2 separate regions of the Homo sapiens genome follow, and region 2 is linked to region 1. Evidence: read pairs that join two places in POLR2A ChIA-PET (ENCODE). Cell type or tissue: Panc1. All regions are shown on one strand. Links, peaks and the distances in the headings refer to the core of each region. The heading gives the core; the rest is flanking DNA.

What was found. ChIA-PET counts read pairs that join two places held together with the same protein. Peaks named below come from ENCODE experiments on the same cell type or tissue, not always from the same donor. Only the 100,000 strongest peaks of a DNase experiment are listed, where the experiment ranks them.
Region 2: POLR2A ChIA-PET joins it to region 1 with 14 read pairs; 22 of 35 experiments call an interaction of 5 or more read pairs at or near these places.

What each region holds. Positions count from the first base shown.
Region 1 is chr11:9,738,278-9,753,943 of GRCh38, forward strand. It overlaps SWAP70 (switching B cell complex subunit SWAP70), which reads left to right. Exons shown (of 12, transcript NM_015055.4): 8 at 1-43; 9 at 1,904-2,070; 10 at 9,581-9,779; 11 at 10,810-10,906; 12 at 11,587-14,716. The coding sequence ends at 11,693. Among named protein-coding and RNA genes, the nearest start is that of SBF2-AS1, 12 kb to the right of the region's middle. RefSeq lists enhancers at 2,179-2,298, 7,142-7,191 and a silencer at 7,382-7,431. In Panc1, for the core only: no CTCF peak of the experiment used is centred there; no DNase peak of the experiment used is centred there.
Region 2 is chr11:10,291,761-10,307,426 of GRCh38, forward strand. It overlaps SBF2 (SET binding factor 2), which reads right to left and starts at 2,459. Exons shown (of 40, transcript NM_030962.4): 1 at 2,255-2,459. The coding sequence starts at 2,309. ADM (adrenomedullin) reads left to right here and starts at 13,313. Exons shown (of 4, transcript NM_001124.3): 1 at 13,313-13,469; 2 at 13,920-14,038; 3 at 14,189-14,338; 4 at 14,572-15,637. The coding sequence starts at 13,941. The coding sequence ends at 14,881. RefSeq lists silencers at 1,857-1,996, 2,037-2,116, 2,147-2,426, 2,547-2,596, 12,225-12,284 and 6 more and enhancers at 6,905-6,954, 7,035-7,114, 11,021-11,100, 11,121-11,300. In Panc1, for the core only: a CTCF peak has its summit at 6,704; no DNase peak of the experiment used is centred there; H3K27ac peaks cover 1,490 bases.

The sequences.
Region 1 (15,666 bases), core at 5,305-7,804:
ACTTCAGGCCAGGTTCAGCACAGAGCTGGAAAGAGAGAAGCTTGTGAGTATCACATGGCTGGAGAAAGCAGCTGCAGTAGCTCAGCCTGGGTCGGTGGGAACAGGGAAGGGCTGGAGGCTACAGTGAGGCATGTCATCAGCTTGGCTTTGCTACTGACCTGGAATGGGCTGTAGGGGAAGTTGCATGTTTGTTCATTCATTAATTATCTGTTTATTGAACACCTTCTATGTGCCAGGCAGTGTGCCAAAGATGTAATGGCAAAAGACATAAACCTTGTTTTCAAGACTCCTAAGTGGAAATTTATGGAGCCAGGCATGGTGGCCCACTCCTGTAATCCCAGCACTTTGGGAGGCCAAGGCATGAGAATTGCTTGAGCCCAGGAGTTCAAGACCAGCCTGGGCAATATCTACAAAAAAAAAAAAAAAAAAAAGAATTAGCCAGGCCTGTTGGTACATGCCTGTAGTTCCAGCTACTTAGGAGGCTGAGGTGGGAGGATTGCTTGAGCCCAGGAGTTCAAGGCTACTGTGAGCTGTGATTTTGCCACTGCACTCCAGCCTGGGTGACAGAGCAAGGCCCTGTCTCCAAAAAAGAAAAAAAAAGAAATTTGTGGAATGATGTGATAAATGCTTGGTTAGGGTGACTATATTTCCTGGTTTGCCTGGGAGAGTCCCTGCCATTCTGGTATAATTATTAATAACATTCCTTTTCATTCTCAAAACAGTTCTGATTTGGAAAATAAATAGTTATGGAAAAAGTAAGCATAGGTTCCATGGTATATCTCCTCTGTAATAAGCAAGGATGGCGGGGGTGAGATCCTGAAATTGTGAGAACATCTAGAGTCTGATTTGTTGCTCTTGGCAGCTCCGGTTCATCCTAGAGGCTTCCATCTTCAAGAGACCCAAGATCCAGGTTGTCTTAGGTAGTTAGCTGGTTAGCTGGAACACAGGTCTTCTCACATTGAGTGATACTCTGTCAGAGAGTGCTAAGCCCAGTGCCTAAATAGATGCATGTGACATTTCCTCTAGTCACTTTTTGTTATTTAGAGTTGAAAGAGATGTGTTTGTGGTTCAGAGAAAAGAGGAAGGCAAATGTGATGTAGAGAAACAGCCAGAATGTCTGGTCTTGTTTCCTCTCTGGTCCTTCTTACTGAACATTGGCTTTTTCTTCTTTAAGTTCAGGATTATCACATGCTCTCTCATGACTCTTCTGAAGACAGAGTGAGCTAATGCAAGTGAAAATATTTTATCAACTGCAGAGAAATAGGCTAATGTGTTTGTTATATTTAGGATGTTCTTGTCTTGTAATTTTTAAGGCAGGGATTCAAAACTCTGTAATCCAGAAGGGAAAAACCATTAACGTATACAGATTAACTGAAATGCTTGAGTTCCTCTAGGGCTGGAGGTGCCCCAGGGAGTGGAGACAGCCAGGGAAGTGTGGGAGGAATCCCATGCTGGATGACCTTTCCTTCTTCTTTAGTGTAACACTAAAGAAGACTGGGAAAAGGTTCGTTTGCTCTGACTGGGAAAAGGTTCGTTCCTTTTAGAGAAGACCCTATTGGTAAAAAGATTGTGACTTTAAGACAGAAAGGAATTTAGAGAGAAATTACACAAGGAAACATTTTTTTCTTGACTTGAGTCTTAAAATGTGGAGTGGAAGGGATGGAAAATACAGCAGGGCAGAACATAATTTGGGTTATAATTTGCTCTTCCCAGACTCTTTCACTATTGCGATTGGGTGTGGTACCCTCATCTCCTCCATCTTTAAGTTCAAGGATTGAAGGACAGGGTCCTGCCACCCTGATGGGCTGAGGCTGCAGCTGTGGGCAACCCCTCAGGTGGAGGTGAGGCTTTCCCTGAGAAAGAAGTCAACCTGCATTTAAACAAGACCCTTTTATACCAACAGATCAGACAGCAGATGGAAGAACAGGTTGCTCAAAAGTCCTCTGAACTGGAACAGTATTTACAGCGAGTACGGGAGCTGGAAGACATGTACCTAAAGCTGCAGGAGGCTCTTGAAGATGAGAGACAGGCCCGGCAAGATGAAGAGACAGTGCGGAAGCTTCAGGCCAGGTGCCAGATTTGTTTGCAGACTTTGCCTTTATGTACTTTGCCTGGGCTAATACAGTTTCTTGGAATGACTAACACTCTGGTGGAGAGGGAGAAGTGTCTCTGCTCTGGCTGTGACTGAGCTCGAGGTGCTGTCCAGATTAGAAAGACTGTGGAGACTCGACCGGCTGGAGTGTTTCTTTTCATTCTGAGGCGCTGGGAAACCCTTGCTTCTGGGGCTAAATAAGGGCCTATTTTAGAGCAGTCTGGTAGGTATGTTTGATGAGGTACCCTTAGTCTTATTCGAGAAAATCCACAAACCCAGAATTACCTCTGATAAGAGCTTGGCATCTTCAACACGCTCCAGACCAGAGAGGGCCATTGGTATGCAGGCAGAGGCCTGTTCAGGCCAACGTTGCCGTCAGGTTTTGAGGAATAAGGAAGAAATATGCAGTTTCTATTTGGTCATTCAGGATTGGTAACATTCCTTCAGTAATTACTACTTGAAATCCTAATTTTAAAAGTATTTGAAACCTAGATTTTTTTTCCCCTTAGAACTTTATGATAGTCATGTTCGCAGATGAAAATTCTCAATTTTGGGCCTTCATGGCAGCAGGGAGGACAAAATAAAATGAAGACTCCCAAAGGGAAAAATTGAGCCTATCCTCTGCCAGTTTCTACTTTGCTGCCCCATTTACATTATTTAAGGTGTCTGGGATGGGAGACAACACTAAAAAGTATTCACTACAGTAGCAGCACAGGGTCCAGTCTTTGATCTCTGACCCCCTGTTTTGGGGAGCAGTTATGAGATGAGCTAGGGTAGATTTTCCATGGCTGCCATTTTACATGTGGAGCAGCAAAAGATGTTTCTTTAATCTTTAGATAGGAAGAGAAAGAAGAAGCCATCTTTAGTTGTATATTTTGCCAAAAGTGACTTCAAAAATAAATAAATTGTTTTGGACATTTAGATTTTAAATTTAAATTTTTTTAAGGAAAAATTATTTTCTAAATAGAAAATTAAGCATGTAGCATATTGCCAGGCATATATAGGCCCCACAGGTGCACATTCACTGCACTGTGAGGTTAATCAGGTTCTTGGAACTCCCCTCCAGTGCCACTCGGCAGTGATTTTAGCAGAAGAGTCACTCTACGGGAATGTTTGAGTGCCATGTGACGTCCAGAGTGACGTTCTACATGACACTCAACATTTTTTGAGCCACCTCATAATTTGAGCCGTGTTGAGAGTTAATAGATTGTTTTTGTGCAAAGAATTCGCAGGTGAAATATGCTATATGTATTACTGCAGTTTTGTGGGAAGTTGATTATGACACAGCAGAGACTAGATCACAGAGGGAACCAGATAATTCTAGAAATACTAGTCTTAGTTATTTAGTGTTTATAGAATGAGTGATATTTTGAATAAGGGATAATTTTGGATAATTGAAGCCAGTGGTTTTTTAACCAATGTTATGTATCAGAATCACCTCACAAAGCTTCTGAAAAATACACCACAAAGTGTGGCTCACCCACCACACTTTGGGAGGCCGAGGCTGGAGGATCACTTGAACCCAGGAGTTTATGACCAGCCTGAGCAACATGGTGAAACCTCATCTTTAAAAAAAAAAAAAAAAAAAAGTCTACTTGGGAGGCTGAGGCAGGAGGATCACTTGAGTCCAGGAGGTTGAGGCTGCAGTGAGCTGCATTTGCACCACTGTACTACAGCCTGGGGGACAGAATGAGACCCTGTCTCAAAAAAAACACAAAACAACAACGGCAAAAAACTCCAGCTAATTATTTTGCACACTCTGATTTAAGCAATAGCAAAATGGTTTCAACCTTTTGAATCCAGATGTAACTTCTACATACAGCTCTGATCCAATATGCTGAAAGTACTGCACACAAATTTAACTTTTTCTTAATGTGCAAAGGGCATTTTATGAATATAATTATTTTATTATTCTAAATTTTTTTTTCTCTTAGTTTTTGGAACCTGAAATGGACAAATTTGCCCCCCTGCTCCCTTTTTTTTTCTGAGATGGAGTCTTGCTCTGTTATCAGGCTGGAGTGCAGTGGCGTGATCTCGGCTCACTGCAATCTCCGCCTCCTGGGTTCAAGCGACTCTCCTGCCTCAGCCTCCCGAGTAGCTGGGAGTACAGGCGCGCACCACCACACCTGGCTAATTTTTGTATTTTTAGTAGAGATGGGGTTTTGCCATGTTGGCCAGGATGGACTCCATCTCCTGACCTTGTGATCCGCCTGTCTCGGTCTCCCAAAGTGCTGGGATTACAGGCATGAGCCACCACGCCCGGCCTAGTGGTCATTTTTAAGTGAAATGTGTTCCTCTTTCCTGAAGTCACTGAAGGCTGTGGCTGATTCAGAGGGACTTTCTGTCAGATTGGCAGAGAGGGTTTGTTCTTTGCTCCTCAGGATAGGCCTTTCTGGATAGAAAAATCAAGGGAAGTCATCCTGGAGTTGGGTTGGAAAACTGGCACTAATGAAATGCACATAATCTTACGCCAAGGGCCTGTGTAAAAGGCTGCTCAGTTAACTCTTCTCACTCCTTTTTTTTTTTTTTTAATTTTATTATTATTATACTTTAAGTTTTAGGGTACATGTGCACAATGTGCAGGTTTGTTACATATGTATACATGTGCCATGCTGGTGTGCTACACCCATTAACTCGTCATTTAGCATTAGGTATATCTCCTAATGCTATCCCTCCCCCCTCCCCCCACCCCACAACAGGCCCCGGTGTGTGATGTTCCCCTTCCTGTGTCCAAGTGTTCTCATTGTTCAGTTCCCACCTATGAGTGAGAATATGCGGTGTTTGGTTTTTTGTTCTTGCGATAGTTTACTGAGAATGATGATTTCCAATTTCATCCATGTCCCTACAAAGGACATGAACTCATCCTTTTTTATGGCTGCATAGTATTCCATGGTGTATATGTGCCACATTTTCTTCATCCAGTCTATCATTGTTGGACATTTGGGTTGATTCCAAGTCTTTGCTATTGTGAATAATGCCGCAATAAACATACTTGTGCATGTGTCTTTATAGCAGCATGATTTATAATCCTTTGGGTATATACCCAGTAATGGGATGGCTGGGTCAAATGGTATTTCTAATTCTAGATCCCTGAGGAATCGCCACACTGACTTCCACAAAGGTTGAACTAGTTTACAGTCCCACCAACAGTGTAAAAGTGTTCCTATTTCTCCACATCCTCTCTAGCACCTGTTGTTTCCTGACTTTTTAATGATTGCCATTCTAACTGGTGTGAGATGGTATCTCATTGTGGTTTTGATTTGCATTTCTCTGATGGCCAGTGATGGTGAGCATTTTTTCATGTGTTTTTTGGCTGCATAAATGTCTTCTTTTGAGAAGTGTCTGTTCATGTCCTTCGCCCACTTTTTGATGGGGTTGTTTCTTTTTTTCTTGTAAATTTGTTTGCTCACTCCTTTCTTAAAGCAACAGCCGATCATTCGTGGAATATTTGGAATCTCATTATTCTTTTAATGGATAGTTCTTTCTCTGTCAGTCTCTTAAAAAGACAGTGTCTTAAAAAAAAAGAGAAACTTTTTATAGTAAATTGTTTAAATGAAAGACAAGAACTTTAGCTTGAAACACGTAGATCTTGTAATTTTTTTTTTTTTTTTGAGACGGAGTCTCGCTCTGTCACCCAGACTGGAGTGTAGTGGCGTGATCTCGGCTCACTGCAAGCTCTGCCTCCCAGGTTCAAGCCATTCTCCTGCCTCAGCCTCCTGAGCAGCTGGGACTACAGGCGCCTGCCACCACGCCCAGCTAATTTTTTGTATTTTTAGTAGAGACGGGGTTTAACCGTGTTAGCCGGGATGGTCTTGATCTCCTGACCTCGTGATCCACCCGCCTCGGCCTCCCAAAGTGCTGGGATTACAGGCTTGAGCCACTGCACCTGGCCAGATCTTGTAATTTTAAAAATTACGATTGAAGTTTTTTATTAACTTTTAATTTTTGTGGGTACACAGTAGGTGTTTATATTTGTGAGGTACATGAGATATTTTGATACAGGCATACAATGTGTAATAATCACATCAGGGTAAATGGGGTATCCATCACCTCAAGCATTTATCCTTAGTCTTACAAACAGTCCACTATACTGTTTTAGTTAGTTTTAAATGTACAATTAAATTATGATTGACTATAGTCACCCTTTCTGCTATGAAGTTTATTTTTTTATGTGTAATCCTGAAGGTGATCTAGCCACTTCTGAATGAGAACTCAGAAGAAAACTGTTCATTTAAAATGTAGAATACTCAAGTTATTGGCCGGACATGGTGGCTCACGCTCTAATCCCAGCACTTTGGGAGGCTGAGGCGGGCGGATCCCTTGAGGCTCGGAGTTTGAGACCAGCCTGGCCAGCATGGTGAAACCCTGTCTCTACTAAAAATACAAAAATTAGCTGGGCGTGGTGGTGCATGCCTATAATCCCAGCTACTCGGGAGGCTGAGACACTTGAATCCAGGAGGTAGAGGTTGCAGTGAGCTGAGATTGCACCACTGTACTCCAGCCTGTCTCAAAAAAGAAAAAAACAAAAAAGAAAAAATTAAGAAAAATCGAGTTATTGGAAAGTTCTTGAGGCTGAGCCATAATCTGTCCTGTTGTAACTCTTACCCACTTTGGATCTGTAACACCCTGGAGTACACCTTAGTCGTGTCTGTATTCCCAGCAACTCGTACCTGGCACACAGTAAGTACCCAGGGAAATTTTTTTGAATGAATGAATGGATCCAATGGGACCACATGGAACAACAGTCCCTCTTACATTTGATATAATACTTTTCATATATTTGAAGGTTAGAGACTGGGCTCTGGAATGAGGCCACGGTTTGATTCCTGGCTCTGGTACTTTTAGCTGTGTAACTTGAGAGAATGGCCAACTTTATACAGTTGTTGTGAGGATGAAATGAAATGATGCATGCAGAGTGTTTTAGAGTAATGCCTAGCATTTGGGAGTCACTCCGAGTGTGTTGCTTTCTGTTCCTTTATCTCATTTGCAGACGGGGAAGATATATAATGTGTGGAATGTAAAAATAAGCATTCAGAAAAAAGATGTTGACAGGCTAGAATGATGATTTTAGACCAAGAAGCTAATTTAACATATCAAAAGAACAAGTACAGGATCCAGGAGACTTGGCTTTATAGAAATTCATTTGAAAAGTTCTACAGTTTCATTTCCCTGAAATGTGGTTGCCAAAACCCTATACACTCTTAGGCAGCCTTAATGAATGTGAAGTGTCCAGAGCAAATGAGATAATTGTCCCTCTATAATATGAGCTGTTACCTACCAGTACTTGCTGTGTGGTAGGCATGTAAACACCTTATGTGCATTATCGCATTTAATACACTAATAAACCTTTGATGGTAGGTGTAGTTTCTATTCCTTTTTTGATAAATGAGGAAGCCGATACACAGAAAAAGAGTGAGGCACTGAAGTCTTTAGTCAGGAGTCTTACTTGCGAACCACAGAAACCACCTTGTATTAGCTAAAGCAATAAAACAATTTGTTGAAAGTTTCTTAAATAGTTTGCCAGTTCCACAGAAAGGCAGGTGACCAGGCCTTGAACACAGGCAGGAATCACAGGGGGATGAGCAGCCCCAACTACAGCCCAAGCCAGGCCATGGGAAGAGTCCAGTGAGGATGCCGCTGGCGCCCATGTTGGTACCAGGCATCAGCAGTGCCATCGCTCCTGCTGTCACTCAACACTGCATATTACTGCCACCGGCAAGATGAATTCTCTACTGGCTCTGCTTCTTTGTGCCAGGTGCTTCAGAGTCAAAGTTCCAGAAGGAGCATCTACATAGCCAAGCCCAGCTTGTGCCTCCACCATACCCTAGCTGCCAAGGGGTGGGAGGGCAGGTGTCTGGCCTGTGGATTCTATAGCGGGAAATGAGCCCTACCTTCCATCAAGTCTTCTACTATGGCAGTTCCCCTAGACACATGAAGGAGTTCAGAGGCTGGGCAGCCTAAGCACCTGGAAATGTCCATTCCCCCTCCATACTTTTACCACTAGAATGAAAAAACAGACCCATCCAGTCTTGTTCATTCTTATATCCCCAGTGCCTAGAAAAGCACGTAGAAGGCACATAAAAAATACACATCAACTGAGTGAATAAACTCTGCACTGGTCAGACCACATCTGTAGTGTCGTGTTCTGTTGTGTACATCAAACTCCAAGAGACATCTGAGGAGACCTCAGTGTCTCCAAAGAAGGATATTGAGTCTGGAAGCTGGGTCCCATTAGTTAAGGCTGGAGGTGGTCTTCTTGGAGAAGGATGTTCTCAACAGGCAACAAAGCTGCCTTCCAGTTGCGAAAGGGCTATCACAGGGAAGAGGGAGTAGATACTTCCTTTGTGGAACTAGGGTAGTGGATGGGAGAACTCATCTTAGTATAAGAAAAAACTTCGTAAGAATTGAAGCTGCCCATAAATAAACTGGCCCAATTTGTGAGGCAACGAGTGGTAGCCCATCACCTAGAGTATTGGAGCTGAGTTGAATAACAACCTTGCAGGAAGTTGTAGAGGGAATTTGGAAATTGGTGTTGGTATAGTCTGTTACTTTATTCCTTTGTTGTTAGTTTTATAAGAGCAGATGCTGGCAGGTAGTAGTAACTGACCAGTCATGTGACTTGACTTTGTTACCATAATATTGTTGCTCAAGCCACTAGATATGTATCCTGTCCTTGGCTGGCATCGAACGACACTATATACACTTTAATGCAGGTTTTGGCTGTTTGTTAGTTTATTTAAACAACTACATAGCTGGGTATTCCCAGATAGGTATTCCTGTTATTTTGGAGTCACACAGACCTGGGTTAAAATCCATTATAACCTGTGCAACATACTTTTAAACCCTTTGGTTTTTCATTGCTTCATCTGTAATGTAGGGACAATACCTTTCAGGATTGTCAGGGGATTAGCAATAATGGAGGCAAGGGCCTGGCATGTAGCAATTGTTCAATAAATAGTATCTCTATTCTGTCTGCGTTCACTCCTTTCTTCATCTTCATTATCAGCTTTTTCCATGGTAACAGGTTTTTACTAGATGAAAATGTTTTCATGTTGTAGCAACCAGGCAAACTTCAAATCTTGGCCCTGCCACCTGGCAGGTGGATGATCCTAGTACAGGCCACTGAACCTTTGTGTCTCACTTGCACCATCTCTAAAATATGAGTAGCAGCACCTAAATTTACTGTGAGGATTAATTGAGAAAATACACTTGACTCTTAGGCCAGTTCCTGGCACACATTAAACTCTGGATAAATGTTATTTTTTATTTCACAAACGGGTGAAACTGAGAGAGCTTAGAGCAGGACATATAGGCTGCTTTACCAGCTTTGTGAATATGAGCTTCTCTGGCTCCTGCTTTCCTCCTGGTGGAATGAAAGGGGGATTAGACGACCTCAAATATTCTCTTGTCTAAAATGCTTCCCTCGTCTGCTGGGTCAGGGTGGTGACCTGGGCAGGATTTGATCTGGAGCTTTCCTCCACATTGTAGGTTGTTGGAGGAAGAGTCTTCCAAGAGGGCTGAACTAGAAAAGTGGCACTTGGAGCAGCAGCAGGCCATTCAGACAACCGAGGCGGAGAAGCAGGAGTTGGAGAATCAGCGTGTCCTGAAGGAACAGGCCCTGCAGGAGGCCATGGAGCAGCTGGAGCAGCTTGAGTTAGAACGGAAGCAAGCACTTGAGCAGTACGAGGTAATGAGACTTGGCCCTGCAAACTTGTATATTTAAATTTTTGAAAAACATTTCTCAATAATAGAATTATTTGCTTAGCTGCCAATATGAAGCTGTAGTAAGAATCTTGCTTAGCTGTAAGAAAGAAAAAAGAGGGAGTTTTTACAGGAGATAAGATATATTATACATCCATCAGAGACAGAAACTGCACAGTAATTTGAACAGGGAAAGTTTAATATAAAACATTATTAACTGTCATAGGAGATTACCTACTGTGTTGTAAAGAAGGCTTTGAGAATGCAGGAACAGCAGACGTAGGGAGCAGCCACTGCCTCGAAAACTGAGGCAGAGCACCAGGGAGGGAGTGGATCTGGAAGAGCATTCTTTGCTTCTTGCCCCTTAACCCCAGTGTTGTGATCCATACCTCCATGGAGAGGGTGCACAGATGGCAGAAAAGTTTGTTGAGGTGCTGTGCCAGCAAAGCTCACTGGGAGGCCACCGGCAAAAGCTGCCCACAGGGAGGTGCTACAGAAACTCACTGGTGGTGAGCACTGTGGGTGTTCTGAGTGCCACAGGAGCCGCTGAGTGGAACCTAGAAGAAAAGTCCCTCCCTCCTCGTGTCCCTTCAGCACCCTCTACTGACAAAGCTTTATGCTGCCAGCTAGTGAGGAGAATTATTTTAGTTTCACCAGCAGGACAGTTCAGGGTGGATTTGGAGTGGAGAGGCAGTAAACTGTAACTGGCACACAGGGCCATACACCCATTGTAATTCGTATGCAGATGGTGGAAGAATAGGCTTTGGAATCAGACAGCCTGGGTTCCAATTCTGGCTCTACCATTTCCTGCTGTGTGACTCTCGGCAGGTTACTGACCTTCTCTGAACCCGTTTTCACTCTGTACAATGGGGTAATAGTAGTTCCCACTTCTTAGAATGGGCTATGAGAGGATTTAATGAGATAATTCACAAATACATAGTAAGGGCCCAATAGTTGTGATTTGGTTCTTAAACTACCCGTGTGTCTGCATAGTCCAAAATCCACTTTTGTTTCAGGAAGTTAAAAAGAAGCTGGAGATGGCAACTAATAAGACCAAGAGCTGGAAGGACAAAGTGGCCCATCATGAAGGATTAATTCGACTGATAGAACCAGGTAACAGACTCTATGAAGTAATCATATATTTATTTTTATTTTTCATTTTTATTTTATTTAATTAATTTATTTATTTTGAGATGGAGTCTCGCTCTGTCGCCCAGGCTGGATGGAGTGCAGTGGTGCGATCTTGGCTCACTGCAAGCTCCGCCTCCTGGGTTCATGCCATTCTCCTGCCTTAACCTCCCAAGTAGCTGGGACTACAGGTGCCCGCCACCACGACCGGCTAATTTTTTGTATTTTTAGTAGAGACGGGGTTTCACCGTGTTAACCAGGATGGTCTTGATCTCCTGACCTCGTGATCCGCCCGCCTCAGCCTCCCAAAGTCCTGGAATTACAGGCGTGAGCCACCACGCCCTGCCCATATATTTATTTTTAAATTTATTTTTCTGTTTCACTTGTGTATTTGAATTGTACTAAAGAAACTTTTTTAGCCCAAATGTAAAAAAACCAAGCTGTTCAGGATAAATTTCTCTTGAAAATCTTATCCCCTAATAGGTAAGAGGGCCCAGTTAATCCCCTTGGTATACATCTTCTAATTGTTTTAGCTGGTATGACATTTATGCATGTTCCTCAAAGAAGAAATAAAGTAGGGAAGTTACTATTTTGTCTGTAGAAAAATGATGGGGTATCCTGAAGAATATAATACTTCCTGTATTTAAAGCATGTTTGCCTCTTAGGTTCAAAGAACCCTCACCTGATCACTAACTGGGGACCTGCAGCTTTCACTGAGGCAGAACTTGAAGAGAGAGAGAAGAACTGGAAAGAGAAAAAGACCACGGAGTGACTGAGCTTGCTGGCAGTCACGTCAGTTATGTAGATACTGCATGGCAGGAGAGCTTTACGCTAAAGACAAAAGAAACAGCTTTGGGGGCCGGGCGTGGTGGCTCACGCCTGTAATCCCAGCACTTTGGGAGGCCGAGGCGGGTGGATCACCTGAGGTCAGGAGTTCAAGAGCAGCCTGGCCAACCTGGTGAAACCCTGTCTCTACTAAAAATACAAAAAAAATTAGCTGAGCGTGGTGGCGGGCGCCTGTAATCCCAGCTACTTGGGAGGCTGAGGCAGGAGAATCACTTGAACGTGGGAGGCGGAGGTTGCAGCGAGCTGAGATCATGCCGTTGTACTCCAGCTTGGGCAACAGAGTGAGACTCCATCTCAAAACAAAACAAAACAAAACAAAACAAAAAAACCCGGCTTTGCTGCTTTTAACTCTTCTTCCTTCTGTGCCTCTCTAAGTGGGTCAGTATCCTAAGGAAGCCTTCTTATTTATCTTCCTGCAAACAAGGGTTACCTGAAAAGAAAAAAAAAGTCAACATTGTCAAGCTGTTTGTTTACTCTTTCTTTGAAAACATCACCTTCTGAAATTTGTCTTTTAGCTCTCTCAGATTCTTCCCCAAATGAGGCAGGGTGCAGACAGCACAGTCAGCTCTGCAGAGTTTGGAGGGGCTCACTGCCACTGGGTACTCAGAACCTCTGTGGACTGGATGTCAGCTCTTTCCTTTGGCAGCGTGTTTCCTTTTCCGAGTATGTGCTGTTAAACTAGATTGGCCGGTTCGCTTTCCATTTCCTGACACTTGACATGGAATGCCTTTGACCATTGGTGCTCTGACAGAGAAGTCATGGAGTCATTGCCATTTCCTGGTTGCCCTTTTGGAATGTGATCCTGTTAGTAGAGGTTTTCTAGCTTCTACTAAGATATTTCTTTCCCTAACCATCATACACTTGGCATGTTTCATTCCCATCTCCTTTCCCCTCACCTTAAAGGAGACTACCCCTTTGCCCCATATTGTCAACCTAATTTTCTCTCGTACTCTCTCTAGTGAATGATGTGCTACCAAGTATATGCCAGGCTGTGAGAGGATTATACTGAGTAGTAGAAAGAAGCTAATTTGAAATAAAAATTATTTGTATAATTAAGAAAGCAGATTAGATGCACATGGTCAACAGGAAGTTGACTGTATGTCTGCTAGTTAGATTCAAAACATCATAAAGATGATAGCATGTCAATATATTAGCCTAGCCATTATGTTAGCCTTTGTTAGGTGGGCAGCTTTTCTGCTTTTTCCCTTCCTCTGTGGTGACAACGGAGGAAATATCCAACAGAAATACGTCTAACAGGGAAATTGGGATCATAGTTTATATGCATCTGATTTGAAAGGAGTATTGAGGAAGGTTTTCATATATGATCTATCTTTGGATTAAAAAGAACATTTATGAAATCAAGCCTTCTAACACTAGTTATAATTGAGAAGCAACAGTAACTCCGTGGACAGCAATCAAGCTTAAAATTGTAAATAAATATGGGGATAATTCAGTTGTTGCAAAAAAAGGGCAGAATTCAGTAGAATAAAGTCCTTTTCTCTTACAGGTATTAAATGAGGACAGAGAACCTCAGGTGTTCTTATGCTAGTGCTTGCTGAGTGCATACTAAGAAAGCAATTCCAAATAGATGTATACATCTAGAGAGAGTGGTATTAGAGATTCAGTGTATGTATTTATTTACATGAGAGGAAACTGGAATATAATCCCATAAATTATCACCTTTTATGACTGGAAAATATTTGCCAATGAAGAAATGGTCTGTAGGTATTTGTCTTAAGATTTTTGGCTGTTTAATAAAAATGTAACTTTAACGGTTTCTTATAGTTGCCTTTATAAAGTGTATTGTCTAAAATATTTTTGTATCATGTGCCTTTGAAATTTGACAGCTGATTTGGGTGTTGGATTTCTGCCCAGCCATTTATCAGTATTATCATTTTATTCAGTAGCTGGCAGGTGTATTAGACCAACGAGACTTAGGTAAGGAATGGAACCTTTCCTGTGGTTTGACTGCACATTACACCAGAAGACTCCAGTATCCCTCATTCCAGAATGAGGAAAAAGTATTCTACAAAGAACCTAATCACCTCTGTGAAATCTATGGGATGGAAACAGTGTGGCCTTAGGAGTCAAATAGTCTCTGCATGGTGGGGAGGATCATGATGGAATATGTGAATTTCTACTTCTAGAAGTTGTGAAATAGGTCCTGCACTTTTGCAGAATGTCCTTCTTTAAACCTGGCTTATTCCACAGCTGTAGCTGATAACATGACCTGGGGCTTAGCTGCTCTAGCCCTGGGTTCTTGGAGACCTCACACTGCCTGGCCCCTGGCCATCCACCTAAGGACTGCCTGCTTTCTGGTCACATGTGGACCTTGATACGACTAAGCGGTTACATATGTGGTTGTGCAAAAGCTTTCTGTTTAATGCATAGTGTTACCGATTTACATCTTGGTTTTCAGTGGCACTATGTCTAGGAGGCAATATCCTTTTAAACAGTGCTTTGGCTAAGATAGATACTTGTGAATCAAAGATAGCACAGAAATGAACTAAGTATATCCCATTTGGAATTATATTTTGATACTATTTAAAATGGTTTCACCTGTTAAAGGGCCAACAGAACTCTTGGTTTTACTTTTGTAATTACTGTACAGAAAATTTCAAGAGTGTTTGAGTGCTTGTCATCAGGTGTTTTCCTTAATAAGTAGGGATATGATCATTTACAGGAATTATATATGAAAAAAGTTTTTGAAATGTATTTTTGTGATGTGCTATGTTGAGGGGAAACCAAATATTTATGATTTTAAAACATTCGTATGAAAACATTGTACAATGTAATATGCTCAACTTTCTCAATTTTTTGCTAATTTTTCTAAGATACATTAAAAATGTTTTATATTTTTTTTTAAGTAAAATGGACCCAGTAAGAAAATTAAAAATACCAGAACATACACTTTAAACTGTCTGATTTAATAAAACAGTGGGGGGTAAAGTTGGGTGTATCTATGTGTATTTTCATATAATGAGATGGACTTTGGTTTAGGGACATTTCCTGAAAACACTGGGTTTGGAGTTTAGACCCCAAGAAGTTAGCTGTGGCCTCATGTTTGGTGTTTGAGTCACGAATGTGGGGAAGCCATGGCTGATGTGTCAGCTCACAAACGGGAACTTACAAAGATGATTTCTCATTCATTGTTGCTGTTACCTTCAAATTTTCTTACCTCTGTTTTCCTTAGTTTTCTTTTTATGCCTTTCAGTTTTTCTTTCACCAGAGTAAACCGTGTGGCTTTTTGTTTGTTTGTTGTGGTTTGCATTGTTGCCAAGATAAAATGCCTGTTGTGGACTAAGTGGGCCCACTCAGGCCAGCTTGATTGTATATTGGAAAGCTGATCTTTCCCTCTTGGAGGGAGGGAGAGGACACTGGTTGGTGTGTTTAAAAACTGTTCTTTCTGAGGCGGGCAGATCATGAGGTCAGGAGATCGAGACCATCCTGGCTAACACGGTGAAACGCCGTCTCCACTAAAAATACAAAAAAATTAGCCAGGCGTGGTGGCGGGCGCCTGTAGTCCCAGCTACTCGGGAGGCTGAGGCAGGAGAATGGCGTGAACCCGGGAGGCGGAGCTTGCAGTGAGCCAAGATCATGCCACTGCACTCCAGCCTGGGCGACAGAGGGAGACTCCGTCTCAAAAAAACAAAAACAAAAAACTGTTCTTTCTCTATCACAGTGGTTCTCAACTGGTGGTAATTTTGCCCTCCAGGGGACATTTGGCAACGTCTGGAGACATTTTTTGTTGTCACAACTGGAGGGAGTGTTGCTGGCATCGAGTAGGTAGAGGCCAGGGATGCTGCAAAACATCTTAAAATGCCCAGGACAGCCCCCATTAACAATTATGTGGACTAAAATGTCAGTAGTGGCAAGGTTGAGAAAACCTGCTCTACAGA
Region 2 (15,666 bases), core at 6,232-8,731, 550 kb after region 1:
TTCAAAGTACATGGCAAAAACAATTAAGTATTAACTTTACAGTGGAGAAGCCTCGCAGATATTACTTATATCAAGTAATCAAAGTAAAAATAACCAACAATGAAACAAAGTGAAATTGTGCACCACCTGACAGGATGCAGTGAGCATCACTTCTGTGATATCCTTCCCACGTGCATATTCGTATGTATCTAATCATGAAGGAACAGACAATCCCAAATTGAGGGGGCAGCCTACAAAGTGACTGACCTGTAATTGTTAAATATGTTAAGGTCATGAAAGTCAGGAGAAGATAAAGGAAATGTTCCAGATTGAGGGAGACAAAAGAGACATAACATGAATGCAACACATATTGCTAAACTGGATCCTTTTGCCAGTAAAGAGATTACTAGCACAATCAACAAAACTTGAACCAGTCTGAGAACTAGATGGAGTACTGTATCACTATCCATTTCCTGTTTTGGTTATTACACTGTGATCATGTAGGAGAACATTCTTGTTTGCAGAAAATGCACATTAAAGTATTCTGGGATGACAGGGCATCAGGTCAACAGCTTCCTCTCAAATTGTTGGGGGGCGGGTAGAATTTTTTGTACCATTCTTGCAACTTTTTTGCAAGTCTGTTATTGTTTCAACATTGTTGGCCGGGCGTGGTGGCTCAAGCCTGTAATCCCAGCACTTTGGGAGGCCGAGGCCGGTGGATCACGAGATCAGGAGTTCAAGACCAGCCTGGCCAGGATGGTGAAATCCCGTCTCTACTACAAATACAAAAATTAGCGGGCGTGTTGGCGGGCGCCTGTAAATCCCAGCTACTCCGGAGGCTGAGGCAGAGAATTGCTTCAACCCGGGAGACAGAGGTTGCAGTGAGCCAAGATCGCACCACTGCACTCCAGCGTGGGCAACAGAGCAAAACTCCGTCTCAAAAAAAAAAAAAAAAAAAATTGTTTAAAAGTGGGGAGGGGGGGAGGCGGAACAATGTCACTAAAAACTAAAGGTTAAAAAACTGATTTCCCACACTTAATCTTGATAGAAAAGAAACATCAGACTATGCCAAATTACTAGGAAATAAAATTTTGGATCCAGAAGTTTAAACATTTAAACTTTCTCTTTAACAATTGACCTCAATCAGGTCATGACTGGTGAAAGAGAAAAGAACATGAAAGGTTCCCACTAAAGGAGAGGAAGTTCTTAGGAGAGGAATAATGAAAGAGAGAGTGGACCAAGAGTGGGTAGAACAATGGTATTCTGAGCTACCAATGGCTGTAACCATCAGGAAAACACAATCTCAGCATCTCTGAAAAATGAAGGGGCTGTAGAGCTGATATCTCAAATTCCTTGCAAATGTGGGACTAGAATTGCCCTAAAATAGAAGTGGTTTCCCAGCTCAATTTGTTATTACATTATGCTTAGCTACATAGTAATACAAGAGAATACAAATACAGAAATAAACGTGCATGAACCCTGAATTCTCTTAAGTTGTGGAAGTCCGTCAATTAAAGTGTAAAATACAATGCATTTGCCCAATTGTTCCTTACGACGAAAATTCTGTGACAAATAAAAAGAACAATGAAAACACATTAAAGTGAAACAAGATCACCTTCAGCGGTCAGCTGGCTGTCCTTAGTTAAAAGACAAGTCATGTCACTGTGAAGTGACCGTCACATTTGTCCTGAAAGAATAGGGAGCATTTCCTAGAAAGGGGTAAAAGTGCAAAGAATCCTGTCCCCTTCCCTGGTACCACGCGTTCCTTGGGGAGGTCACTAGGCCCCCAACAGCACAGGGGTGAGTTAGCACTGGACTCTCAGCACTTCCTTTCGGAGAGGACAACCCCCTGCGTCACTGGTTACTCACTCAGGATGCAGGGCAGAAGTTTATCCCCGAGGAACTTAGCACAGTTGGCTCCCGCCCTCCCAGCCTTGCGGTCCTGGGCCCAATCTCAGGGCTCTCTCTGCCCCGGGTACCCTGCAGCCTCCAGCGGGAGGGTCGCGAGACCCCAACTCGCCTCCGGCCCGCCCAGCGGGTGCGCCCAGGGGCTGGGCAGACGCGGCGTCTTCCCTCCCCCTACCGTCGTGCCGGCCCCCCCACGCCCACCGCCAGGCTCAGCCCAGCCGAGAAGGCCGGACGCCGACCGCCCGCTCCTCCGAGACTCGGCCTGGCCCTCCCCGACGCCCGTCCCCGACGCCCGGCCCCGCGGAGCCCACTGGACAGCGGCCGGGGGGCGGGGAGGCCCGGGGGCGGTGCCGCCCCACACCCTTACCTGGCTTCTCGTGGTCATAGCCTACCACGATGAAGTAGTCAGCCAGCCGGGCCATGGCCGCCGCCGCCGCGCTCGGGAAGCGGGTCCCCGTCGCCGCCCTCGCCGCCGCCGCCCACCCGGCCCGGGAGGGCTCAGCATTTTCCCTGCAGCGGCAGTAGCGGCAGCGGCAGCGCTTCAGCCATGTTTGACAACCGAGGCGCGCTCTGCGCTTGCGCGGCGCCTAGTGCCCGCTCCTCCCCCGCCCCCACCCGCGCTGGCTCGGCTGCCCCAAGCCCGGGCGGCGAGCCCACCTCCACCCTCCGCGGGCCTCGCGGACTGCTGCGCTGGGGGAGTGGGCGGTCGGGCGTGTTCCCGCCACGCGCCGCCACCGCGGCCCCTGGAGGTGGTTCACTTTGAGGCCTGGATGCTGCTTCACGGCCCCCTCTGCCTCCCTATTTTTCCTAAAGCAGGGGGTCCTTCCTTCCGCCTTCTCTATTCTGTTTGGATTTGGAAGAAGGGATGTGGAGAGTTGAGGGGTCACTTGGAAAGCTGGCTGCTTCCTCTGCTCCCCACCACCACCAAAGATGAAATTCTCCCGCCCTCGGTTGGAAGCAAGGAATTTGCATCGACAGGGCTTTTGCTGCACGTTTCCTGTTTATGTTGTGTAGATGGGAATTTTAGAAACATGCCACCGAGCAGACGGGGGAGGGAGAGGCTTTTACGCAATCCTCCAAGGAGCCTCGGGTTTCAATGCCGGGTGGGCCGGGGGCGGTCGGCCTGGGCTTCCCCCGGAGCGCCCGGGAGAGCCAGATTCCACCGAGGAACGCGGCATCCCCGGGATCCTCCCGAACTGGGCTGGCCTCTCCCTGGGGAGCCCCGCACGCCTCGGCTTGCTTCCCTCGCAGCGGTCCCAGGGCTCTCGCAGCCCGAGCAGGTGGACTTCCAACTTCCCTGCTCAAACATGCACAAAAATGAATAGATGGTCCCGTCCTTCCGTCTCGGGATTATCAAAGTCGCTTGCTTTTTTGTTGAACCTCCTATTGACCATTTCGAATTTGGCTGGTGTGACATTCAGGTGAACTCACTTTGTCATTTGTTAATATCTCACGAAGTTTTAGTAGAATTTGTACAAGTGGTAGACCAAAGTTTTGGAAATCTCCGTGGTTTAGAAGTTGTCTTTGTGGTTGCTTATCACTGCTCACTATTAATTGAGGGTTTGATCCTTCATATTTACACATAAGACAAGGCCTCTTAGCAAAGCGTCTAGTATATAGTAGGTGCCTACAAAATATTTTAAATGAGTAAATGTGCGATTTTCCCCAACGACCAGCAGGAAGCCGCAATGGCTCCAACTCTGAACTGAGAGAGTTGACATCTCAGCTCCTGAAGATTTACTCTGCTGTAATTTACTATTTCCCCTTTCTCTGCCACACTTGTTTCATCTACAAATTGGGAGGGTTGGGCTGCACTAGAACTGAAACTGAAGGAATACTTTAACTCCAGGACCTCTATGTCAGTTGCTAATGGTAAAACTGAATCAGCTGAATTTGCAAACGTGGAGGGAAGATAGTTTGATCCTGAAAATAATTAAACCAAAAAAAAAAAAACCTCAGTCATACCCCGTGCAGCAATCCTCTCTGTAACTTCCCTGAGAGCTCATCATCCAACTTGATCACTTTCAGTAAAAAGTAATCTTACTTCCTTGGGAGGCAGCGCATTCCACTGTTTAACAGCCCTATTGTTAGAAAGTTCTTCCTTATTATTTCAGAGTTGTCTTACTGTAACTTCCCCTGATTCTGCTCTCCGGAACTATCCAGAAAAAAAAAATCTATCTTCATATGATAGATTTTTAAGGCAGCTATCATATTCCTTCCCAACTTTTCTAAAAATAGGGCAAAATTCACATATTGTAAAATTAGCCACTTGAAAATGTAGAATTCAGTGGCAATTAAGTACATTCCCAATGCTGTACAACTACCATGTCTATCTAGTTACAAAACATTTTCATCACCCAAAAGAAAACCTCACAACCATTAAGCAGTCATTCTCATTCTCCCCTCCCACAGCCCCTGGCAATCACCATTTTGCTTTCTGTCTCTATGGATTTACCTATTATGAATATTTCATATTCATATCATACAATATGTGGGTTTTTTGTGTCTTGGTTTTTCTCACTTAGTATATTGTTCTCAGCTTGTTTACGGGCAGATACAGTACAAGGTTGTAGCATCACATTGAAGTATCAATACTTCATTATTTTTTATGACTCAATAATATTCCATTGTATATTGTGTTAGACTGTTCTCACGGTGCTAATAAAGACATACCCGAGACTAGGTAATTTATAAAGAGAAGAGGTTTAATTGACTCACAGTTCCACATGGCGGAAGGCAAGGAGAGCAAAGCGGCAGACAAGAGAGCTTATGCAGAACTCTCCTTTATACCATCAAATCTCATAAAACTTATTCACTATCACCACAACAGCAGGAGAAAGACCCGCCCCCATGATTCAATTACCTTCCACCGGATCCCTCCCATGACAGGTGGGAATTATGGGGTACAATTCAAGATGAAATTTGGGTGAGGACACAGCCAAACCATATCATATGTATATACCATATTTTGTTTATCTGGAACAACCCATATGGACATATGGGTTGTTTCCACCTTTTGGCATTGTGAATAGTGCTGCTTCAAACATGCATGTACATGTATTTGAGTACCTGTTTTCAATTTTGGGGATATATTCTTGGGATTGGAATTACTGGATTAAGTAGTTCTGTTACTACTGTTTTCCACAGTGGCTGCATCATTTTACATTTTCACCAGCAATGCACTAGGGTTCTGATTTCTCTGCATCTTTGTCAACTCTTGTTTTCCTGTTGTTTATGTTTTGTTATAGCTATCTTAGTGTGAAGTGATATCTCATTGTGGTCCTGTTTTGCCTTTCCCTAAAGACTAATGATGTTGAGGATCTTTTCATGTGTTTATTGGCCATTGCTAAATCTTCTTTGGAGAAATGTCTATTCAAGTCCTTTGCCCATTTTTTAATTGATTCTTTGTCTTTTTGAGGTTGAGTTGTAAGAGTTCTTTATATATTCTGGATACTAGTCCTTGTCAGATATATGATTTGCAGATATTTTCCCATTCTGTACGTTGTCTTTTCATTTTCTTTTTAAAATTGTTATGCCCTATTCCCCCCCCCAAATATTTCCTATTTTTATTTTATTTTTCATTTTATTTTTATGTAGAGATGTTGTATCATGATGTTGCCCAGGCTGGTCTTAACCTCCTGTCCTCAGGCAATCCTCCCACCTAGCCCTCCCAAGGTACTAGGATTAGAGGCATGAGCTTCCACACCCAGACTTCATTTTCTTGATAATGTCCTTTGGCTCAAAAAAGTTTTTAATTTTGATAAAGTCCACTTTTTTAGTTTGTTTCTATGCTTTTAGTGTTATATCTAAAAAATTATTGCCATATTAAAGGTGAGATGAAGATTTACTGGTTTCCTTCATAGTTTTAGCTCTTTAGTACTTTGACCCATTTTGAGTTAATTTTGTAGTGGTAAGGGGTCTTGTTTTACCTTTTAAATGTCTTGGCTTTTATTTCATTTGCAAGTACTCATTTAAATTATTTTAATTTTTTAAAATCAAAGTTTATTGTTTTTAAGCCTAGAATCAAATGCTATTCTGCTTTTAGGCATATTTCATCTGTTACTGTCATAAGTAGACTTCCAGTCCATTTGCAAATGCCCATTTTGTCACACAGAGATTTTAACATATCCTAGGTACATGTAGAAAGGCACTGTGTGTTTGTATATACATGTGAACATATTTTGTATACACTAAAGCTGTGCTTTGCTTCTCAGCCAACAGCTGCCAGCCTGTTGAAACTGATAAGCCCTGACAAGGCAGCCTGATTACTGAGGTTGGCTGAAAGCCAGACCATCCCCTACAATAACCACCATCACCTTTCACCAAAGAGAGAGAGAGTAAAGCAAGCCCAGATTTGTTTTCCTGAAGGCTGATGGGAGCAGGAAGGGAAGAAGGGTATGTAACACTATCATGATGTGTATGTGGCAGATACCTTTCTTTTTTGCTTTAGAAGACGAAATAGATGGAATGCGGTGGCTCACACCTGTAATCCCAGCACTTTGGGAGGCCGAGGCAGGTGGATCACCTAAGGTCAGGAGTTCAAGACCAGCCTGACCAACATGGTGAAACCCTGTCTCTACTAAAAACACAAAAATTAGCTGGGCATGGTGGCAGGTGCCTGTAATCCCAGCTACTTGGGAGGCTGAGGCAAGAGAATTGCTTGAACCCAGGAGGCAGAGGTTGCAGTGAGCCAAGATCGCGCCATTGCACTCCAGCCTGGGCAACAAGAGTGAAACTCCCGTTCAAAAAATTAAAATAAAAAATTTTAAAAAAGACAAAATAGAGCTAATTATCAGTGAGCAAGGCTTATCAGCCCATTGCCCCTAGTGGGCTATTGCGGAGTAAGTGGTTTGATCTGTACAGTCATTTCAAGTGCTTGCTGTGGTTAGCCACAGTAGTTCAAGGAGGCAGTATGAGAGTCAGACTTGAGCAAACATCACCAGGCAGGGCTGAGGCCTCTTCAGATCGTCTCTACCAAAGCATAACAAAGGAGACTATGCAGCTGTGGTGGAAAATTCCCTGATCCATTGCTATATTTTCAACCATTTAGTTCCCTAAGCAAGAAATTTAATGAATCTTACCCTTGACAGCTGCCTCTCAGCCCCACATTCATCACTCAGTCCTATTGTTCCTACTTCCCAAATATGTCCGCTTCTCTCCACCCTCACTGCCACCCCACTAGTTTGAGCCGTTATCACCTTCTACCTTTATTATTGCAATAGGTTCTTAACTGTTTTCCCAGCTTCACCGATGGTTTCAAACTTTCTATATAGGTAAAAGTTAAGGACAGTAAGCAGGTTATTGAACCTGTCTCAAAATTAAATTTGTATAGCAAACACACCATTTCTACCTTGAGTGTGTGTTTGGGGTGCAAAGAAAAGGCTTCATAGATGACGTAGAAAGTGTCCTGGCCAGGTGTGGTGGCTCACGCCTGTAATCGCAGCACTTTGGGAGGCCAAGTTGGGCGGATCATGAGGTCAGCAGATCGAGATCATCCTGGCTAACACGGTGAAACCCTGTCTCTACTAAAAATACAAAAAATTAGCCAGGAGTGGTGGCGGGCACCTGTAGTCCCAGCTACTCAGGAGGCTGAGGCAAAAGAATGGCGTGAACCCAGGAGGCAGAGCTTGCAGTGGGTCGAGATGGCACCACTGCACTCCAGCCTGGGCAACAGAGCAAGAGTCCATCTCAAAAAAAAAAAAAAAAAAAAAGGAAGTGTCCTGCAGTTGCGGTCCATGTGTGATGAGATGAATGGTTGAATCTTAACATTCATTTGAAGTACCCCTGACATTAGCAGCTACAGTATATATAGGTACTGTAAGAGTTTACAAGCTACTTTTACTTAGATCACATGTTTGATGAGCAGGACTGGCTACATAATATGTGGAGTCCAGTGCAAAATGAAAATGTAGGACTGCCTGTTCAGAAATGTTGGAGAATTTCAAAACAGCTTCAGCAGAGCATTCCACCAAGTGTGGGCTCTTCTGAGAGCAGGCCGTGTGCTACTGAACAGAGTGTATGTCAGTGAAGCTGGTGAACTTTAGGATGGAATGAGTATGTGTATGTGGGGAGGGGGTATAATAAATGTTATGGGGGGACTAGACTCTCTGCAGTCTCTCCAGAGTACCACCACCGTGCTGCTTCCTTTCTTGCACCTTTCTAATCTATCTACCACATTCCATAGCCAAAACGATTGTTTAAATAAATGTATATCAGATCATGTCTCTCCTGTCTTCAAACCTGTCAATAGTTTTCCATGTCACCATAAATAAAGTGCAAAATCTTCATGTCGGAAAGGGTCCTATTTACTCTGACCCTGATGACCTCTTTAATCTCATTTCAGGCCTCTTTTCTCTATCATTCTATGCATTCCTATCAAACAGGACTCCTTTCATTTTTTCTAATGTACCAAGTTCTTTCCCATCTCTGAGTGTTTGCACATGCTGTTTCCTCCATTTCGAATATTAGATCCCCCTAGTCTTGCTTTTTCTTCAGAATACTTAACACAGTTTATAATCATGTAAATACATAATTCTGATAAGGATTTGTTTATATCTGGCTACGTCACTAGGCTGTAAGCTCGTTGAGGGTAAGTTTGTTGATGACTGCATTGGTGATTACTGTATGTTGAGAACTTAGCACAGTGCTGGGTATATAATATATAATCAGTAAATATTTGTTGAAAGAATGAAAAAACTATCAATTCATTCAGGCTTATAAATCAGAATTGCTTCTTGGCTGAGCACAGTGGCTCATACCTGTAATCCTAGCACTTTGGTAGGCCAAGGCGAGTGGATCTCTTGAGATCAGGAGTTCAAGACCAGCGTGGGCAACATGATGAAACCACATCTCTATAAAAAGAAAAAAATATATATAAATATATATACATATATAAAATAATTGCTTCTTTCCAGGTGCTTCTAATCTGATATCACAGGATCCCTATCTGGAGACAAGTAGCATGATGGTTGCTTTCATTAACACCATTCTCTTTGGCTATGGATGATTCAAATGGCCTAATCATCTCTTTTATCATCCATTCATTAATGCCATTTATTGTGCCCTCTGTAGCAAATTTCTCTTGAAGTAATTTCATTTTGTCCTGTTACAGGTATTATTGTAACAAGCTTCTTTAGGTTTACTACTTTCTCTTCTCTCTCTCTCTTTTTTTTTTTTTTTCTTTGTAGGGATGGATTTTTGCCATGTTGCCAGGCTGGTCTTGAACTCCTGAGCTCAAGAGATCCACTTGCCTCAGCCTCCCAAAGTGCTAGGATTACAGGCACGAGCCACTGTACTGGACCATCTCTTCTCTTTCATTTGTTCTGCAGTAATTTACCTTATTTAAGCTTCAGGGAGGTTTGCCTTCTGGCTTTACCATGTACAAGAACTGACTGTTACTCTCTGCCTGTTTTGTACAGGAGCACAAAAATGAGGCAGCAAACGCATTACTTTTCTTTATGCTGATGCTCTGGAAAATATTATGCCCTAAAGAGGGAGGTTAACTGTCCTCCTTGCCCTTACCACTATAAACCAGACAGAAATTTAAAATATGGAAACAGTGTTTTTTATTCTGTGTCAGGGTTTTAAACTTGGTCAACCTCCCGGAACTGTATGCCTATTTTATACTTTAATCGGTTTATGTACATGTTCATTTTTCTGGAAAGGATCTATATTTTTATTAGGTCCTTAGAGAAGTCAGAGATCCCAAAAAAGTGCCCTGGGCTTTGTATCCTGCTTTACTTCTCCTTGTAAGTGATCAAATCCACAAGGCTGATTGTGTTCTTTCTCTAAATCACTTTGTGTTATGACTTCAGGATGCATCTTGAACTTTGTTTTCAAGTGAACTTTGTAAACAAGTCCTCAGCTTAAAAGACATTTTGAACTATATTAATAATAAATGCATCATAAAATTTCCTGTTTGATAAAGGAGGCATCTGAGATAATTATGCAATGCACTTAGCTACTCACATTTTAGTTATTCTTATTAATATCATTGATATTTATTATTTTTCAATGCTTCTCTGAAAGACCTGAGTATGGCCACTCTGGCTTTAAGAACTGTGTCCACAGTGCTAGCTGAGAAACCACTACCACATATTTTTTTAAACTCCAAACTTTACTAAGAATCAGGCTTGGATATAGGGCCTAAAAATCATTCAATTGGAATGTGAAGAAGTTGAAACACCATTACGCAAAAACCCTTTAGCATATGTGTATGTGTGTCTCCCTAATGTCAGGATGTACACATTTATTACAGTGGTTTGGAGGTTTATTTGTAATCTGACCTTTTGAAATTCTGGAGCACACAAAAAAAGTAGATCTTCATTAACAAGGATTTTTTTTTCTTTTTCTTTTCTCTTTTCTTGCCAGAAATTTAAAGATGTTTCTTCCTTCACTTCCTTCCTTCCTTGTACTGTCCTTGCTCAACGTGAATCTACAATCACTGCCACTTGAATGGATGCAACTTATGTTAATAAATTGCCAGGATCAGAACTCCCACTGCAGCATTTCCTTCTCCATAGAACCACTGAACCAGAAATGCATTCTAGTGATTTTTTTTTGTCGTTAACGATGATTAATTAAACAAACTCGAGATTTCACGAGAAAAAACATAGATGCCCAGATTTAACAAACTCCTTATCTTTTTTCGACTTAAACCCACGAAGCTTTGGGGAGCACTCTAGCCCCTGCTACTCACCCATGCAAGCGGGGTGCGCGCTCGCGCACACACTCACTCACTCCAAGATAGGGGCTTTCTAGGAAAATACTTTGAGCTGCCAATCCAAGATTTTACTTAAAGAATTGACTTGGTTCTCAAGTGACAGATCTCTAAGTGCCAGAGCGGCAAAGTGCACCAGGCTGATAAAGTGCATGCCAAGACTCTCAGGTGGGAATTCTTGTCACAGCCAAGAGGTTGCTGGCATAGGCACCCGAGGCTGGCAGAGCCTAGCCTCTGAGTCTCCCTACACTCCTGGGCTTGCTTTCCTTTTTGAAGCTGCCTGCAGCTCAAAGAGGAGTTTGAACCAAGGGCACTTGCTTCGCGATCCTCCTGGCAGAGCCACAGCTCAAGTTTCCCCCACGGAATCACGAGCTTTTGTAAAGGGCAGCGAGGAGGCAGCGAGGTGGCAGCGAGGTACAGTCGCAGAGTTCTCTGGAGAACGAACACCCCCGCCGCGCCCCACCCCCCAGGACTGGTGGAGACTGGAAGGAACGAGTCCAGACCACGGGACCTTCCCTGGCCGTGGGCCGACGCCTAGCTGTCCTTGACCTCCCCAGCAGTCGGAGGCGCGCGCGGGAGAAATGAAAGTAAAACCTGTCCTGGCGCGGAACCAAGTGGAAGCTGGCGACAAGTAGGTCGCATCCTCAGAGCGACTGATAGCCAGTCCTGGATCTGCGCGAAGAGCTTGACTCGCAGAGGATAAAGTGAAAGGAAAAGGAAATGGGAGACAAGGGAGAAGAACAATAGTTAGGCTGGGGAGGCTCCTGGTCACCGAGCAGGCGTTCAGTAATAGCTGCTGTCTGCGGTGCAGACGGACTAGTCGCCCGGCCAGGCCACTTCGGTGACTGCCCTGCGCCCAGCCGGGCGGCCGGATCCAGACCAGTGCGCCGCGCTGCACTCCTCTAACCCTCCGCGTCCCAACCCCTTACCAGGGCCAGGGTCAGGGCCCGGAATCTGTCCTCCGTCCTCAGATGGAATTCAGGTCCGCTCAGGTGACTCCTTCCAGGAAGAGTCCTTAAATAACTTCCGCGCGGCCATTTCTTCCCCAGGTGCAATGTCCACTGTTGAGTCCCGAGAGTGAAAAGGCAGCTAAGCCAGCAGTGCGCGGCCCAGACAGACCACTCTGGGCAAGGTCCGCGCGACCCACTGCCCAGCCGCCTTTGCACCGGAGCTCAGAGCCATATGGCAGAGTAGGAAGGAAGCTTAAAGGTCTGCTGGGGACCGGCTCTAAGATGGGGACTCGAGAGATGGGACATGACTCGCCCACCTTCACACAGCGAATTGCCGGGAGGTGAGGACTAGAAGCCTGTTTGGCTAGTGGTCTCGCACCTTTGGCCTCTCCGTCGAGTCGCTGGGCTTCAGGACATTCGATTAGAGGAGTGGTTAGTAGGACCCCAGAAACCCACAAGCACGAAGCAGGAAGCCCCGTGGCTTAGCCTTTCCTTCCCAGTTTGGCCCCCAGGAGAGAAGTAAGAAAGAGAAGAAGCTGTGATGAAAGAGCACAAACGGGTGACAAACGTGTCTAGCGTGATTCATCATGAACAGGCACAAATTCTTTGGGCGGGGGCTAGGACTCTCCTTTGCCCCTTGAGAAGTTGGTGACCCCAGCCTAGAGGAATCCACGCCGCGCCCCAGTCGGCCGTGCTAGCGTGTCGGGCCGAGTAGGGACTCTGCTGCTTCCTACCTGCAGGGTGACTTCCCCTCTCTGCAGATACCTCCCCTCTCTGAGCTTGAATTTTCTACCTGCTGAAATGGGAAAAGGAATGTTACCTTCCTTGCCTGACTCAAGGGTGGCTGTGAAGCTCAAAGTAGACTGGGATGTGGCCGTGCTTGGTAAACTGTAAAATGATTAGCATACGTGAAGCGTTAGTGTGCTCCCTGGCAGTCAGTCCTCACGTTTACGATGGATTAATGAAGGCAGCCAGGCACAATCTCAGGTTATGACCTTATAAGGCATAATAGGATTACAAGGAGGCAAAATGAAACAGTATATTTCCTCCTAATTTTGGTTATTCCTATGTTTCCAAATAGAAATGAAAATTCTGAAATTTCAGATAATTCCCCCCTCCAAATCCCAATTCTCAATTTAGCTTTTCTGAGCCTTGTCCCTACCGTGAAATCTTACTAGCTCACCCCGAAACGCCGGGGTCTTGGTCCTCTGGGGGACTAGTGAGTCCTGCTCCTCTCGGCTTTGCTCCGTCCCTGCCCCGGCCCCTCCGCGGGAGTCTGGGGTCGCGGCCCGGTCAGGCGCCAAGCCGGCAGGGGGGCGCGGTCCACTTGAGGCCACAGCTCCCCAGGTCCAGGGCTCGGGCCATCCGCGCTGTCCCTTCCGCGGGCTCTTGCTGTTCTTCGCCAGGAGGCTTTGCACTCCGGGCCGCATGGGTCCTGGATAAGGACCTCAAGAGGTTGTAGTGGCGCCCCTTCGCTCCGGCGTACTGTCTGAACCCTGTGCCCAAAGAGGGCTGTGGCAGTTCCTGCACCAACCGCCTGGAGCCCATACCTAAGCCCTCTGGGCACGAGGGACCTCCTCTCCCCCGCTCCCCCCTCCCCCCATCCCAACTCCAGCCCCAAAGGAAGCAATGCGCGCGTCCGAGAGCAGGAGCGCGCGTGGCTGAGGAAAGAAAGGGAAGGCAACCGGGCAGCCCAGGCCCCGCCCCGCCGCTCCCCCACCCGTGCGCTTATAAAGCACAGGAACCAGAGCTGGCCACTCAGTGGTTTCTTGGTGACACTGGATAGAACAGCTCAAGCCTTGCCACTTCGGGCTTCTCACTGCAGCTGGGCTTGGACTTCGGAGTTTTGCCATTGCCAGTGGGACGTCTGAGACTTTCTCCTTCAAGTACTTGGCAGATCACTCTCTTAGCAGGTAGGTGCCGCAGACCCTGCGGGTTAAGAGGTGGGGTGGGGGGCAGTGCTTGCCAAGGCCCTAAACTGGGAGCGCTGGGTGAGGGGAACAACCCACTTTGGAGGGTTCTCTGAGAGATAGATACACCCCATATCCTGGGCCCAGCTCGTGCACACAGCTGGAGGTCCAGAGACCCAGTCCCCTCTGCTCCGTCAGCCAAGTTCCAAGAAGTTGAGCAGAGACCCTCTGGGAGCCTGGCGGGGTGCAGCGGCCTCCCCTGCGGGGCCTGTCACCCGGCCGGCGCGTGCAAACGCCTCTGGCGCCTCTCTGCGCGGAGGGAGATAAGCGTCTGAGCCAGGGAAAGCGCGGGCTAAACCCGCCTCGCCGGGGCCCCTGCCCGCCCTCCGTGCCCCGCCCGGGCGGTGCAGCTGGCCCGGGTGCTCACGCTCGACTCTCTTTCTTCTTTTCCAGGGTCTGCGCTTCGCAGCCGGGATGAAGCTGGTTTCCGTCGCCCTGATGTACCTGGGTTCGCTCGCCTTCCTAGGCGCTGACACCGCTCGGTTGGATGTCGCGTCGGAGTTTCGAAAGAAGTGAGTCCGGGCAGCGCCTTCCCCCTTGCTGGTACCTGGCAGGCAAGGGGAACTGACCGTTGGTCCCGAAGGTCTAGAAGTGAATGGGAGCAGGGACAGGCCTGGGCGTCACCTGAACGCACGCGAATCGGGTCTGCTTGTGTTTTCCAGGTGGAATAAGTGGGCTCTGAGTCGTGGGAAGAGGGAACTGCGGATGTCCAGCAGCTACCCCACCGGGCTCGCTGACGTGAAGGCCGGGCCTGCCCAGACCCTTATTCGGCCCCAGGACATGAAGGGTGCCTCTCGAAGCCCCGAAGACAGGTAACTACGCCCTGTGCTGTCCAGGGACGGGAGGGAAGGAAGGTGTGCGGGAGGAGTTCTCTGTCTCCACTCCCCTGGCCCGGGGGATCGTCGGGGCTGGACCGCAGCTCAGATGGCGCGAGCAGTTTCCAGCTCCCTCTGGCTCTAGAATGGCTCCCGTTCCCGGTGTTGGGGCCAAAGCTCTGCTTGATGGGGTCTCAAGTTGCCTTTCTTCCCCCTCCCCCCGCCCGCAGCAGTCCGGATGCCGCCCGCATCCGAGTCAAGCGCTACCGCCAGAGCATGAACAACTTCCAGGGCCTCCGGAGCTTTGGCTGCCGCTTCGGGACGTGCACGGTGCAGAAGCTGGCACACCAGATCTACCAGTTCACAGATAAGGACAAGGACAACGTCGCCCCCAGGAGCAAGATCAGCCCCCAGGGCTACGGCCGCCGGCGCCGGCGCTCCCTGCCCGAGGCCGGCCCGGGTCGGACTCTGGTGTCTTCTAAGCCACAAGCACACGGGGCTCCAGCCCCCCCGAGTGGAAGTGCTCCCCACTTTCTTTAGGATTTAGGCGCCCATGGTACAAGGAATAGTCGCGCAAGCATCCCGCTGGTGCCTCCCGGGACGAAGGACTTCCCGAGCGGTGTGGGGACCGGGCTCTGACAGCCCTGCGGAGACCCTGAGTCCGGGAGGCACCGTCCGGCGGCGAGCTCTGGCTTTGCAAGGGCCCCTCCTTCTGGGGGCTTCGCTTCCTTAGCCTTGCTCAGGTGCAAGTGCCCCAGGGGGCGGGGTGCAGAAGAATCCGAGTGTTTGCCAGGCTTAAGGAGAGGAGAAACTGAGAAATGAATGCTGAGACCCCCGGAGCAGGGGTCTGAGCCACAGCCGTGCTCGCCCACAAACTGATTTCTCACGGCGTGTCACCCCACCAGGGCGCAAGCCTCACTATTACTTGAACTTTCCAAAACCTAAAGAGGAAAAGTGCAATGCGTGTTGTACATACAGAGGTAACTATCAATATTTAAGTTTGTTGCTGTCAAGATTTTTTTTGTAACTTCAAATATAGAGATATTTTTGTACGTTATATATTGTATTAAGGGCATTTTAAAAGCAATTATATTGTCCTCCCCTATTTTAAGACGTGAATGTCTCAGCGAGGTGTAAAGTTGTTCGCCGCGTGGAATGTGAGTGTGTTTGTGTGCATGAAAGAGAAAGACTGATTACCTCCTGTGTGGAAGAAGGAAACACCGAGTCTCTGTATAATCTATTTACATAAAATGGGTGATATGCGAACAGCAAACCAATAAACTGTCTCAATGCTGATTCATTCTCTCGGCTCGGCTCTCACGTCT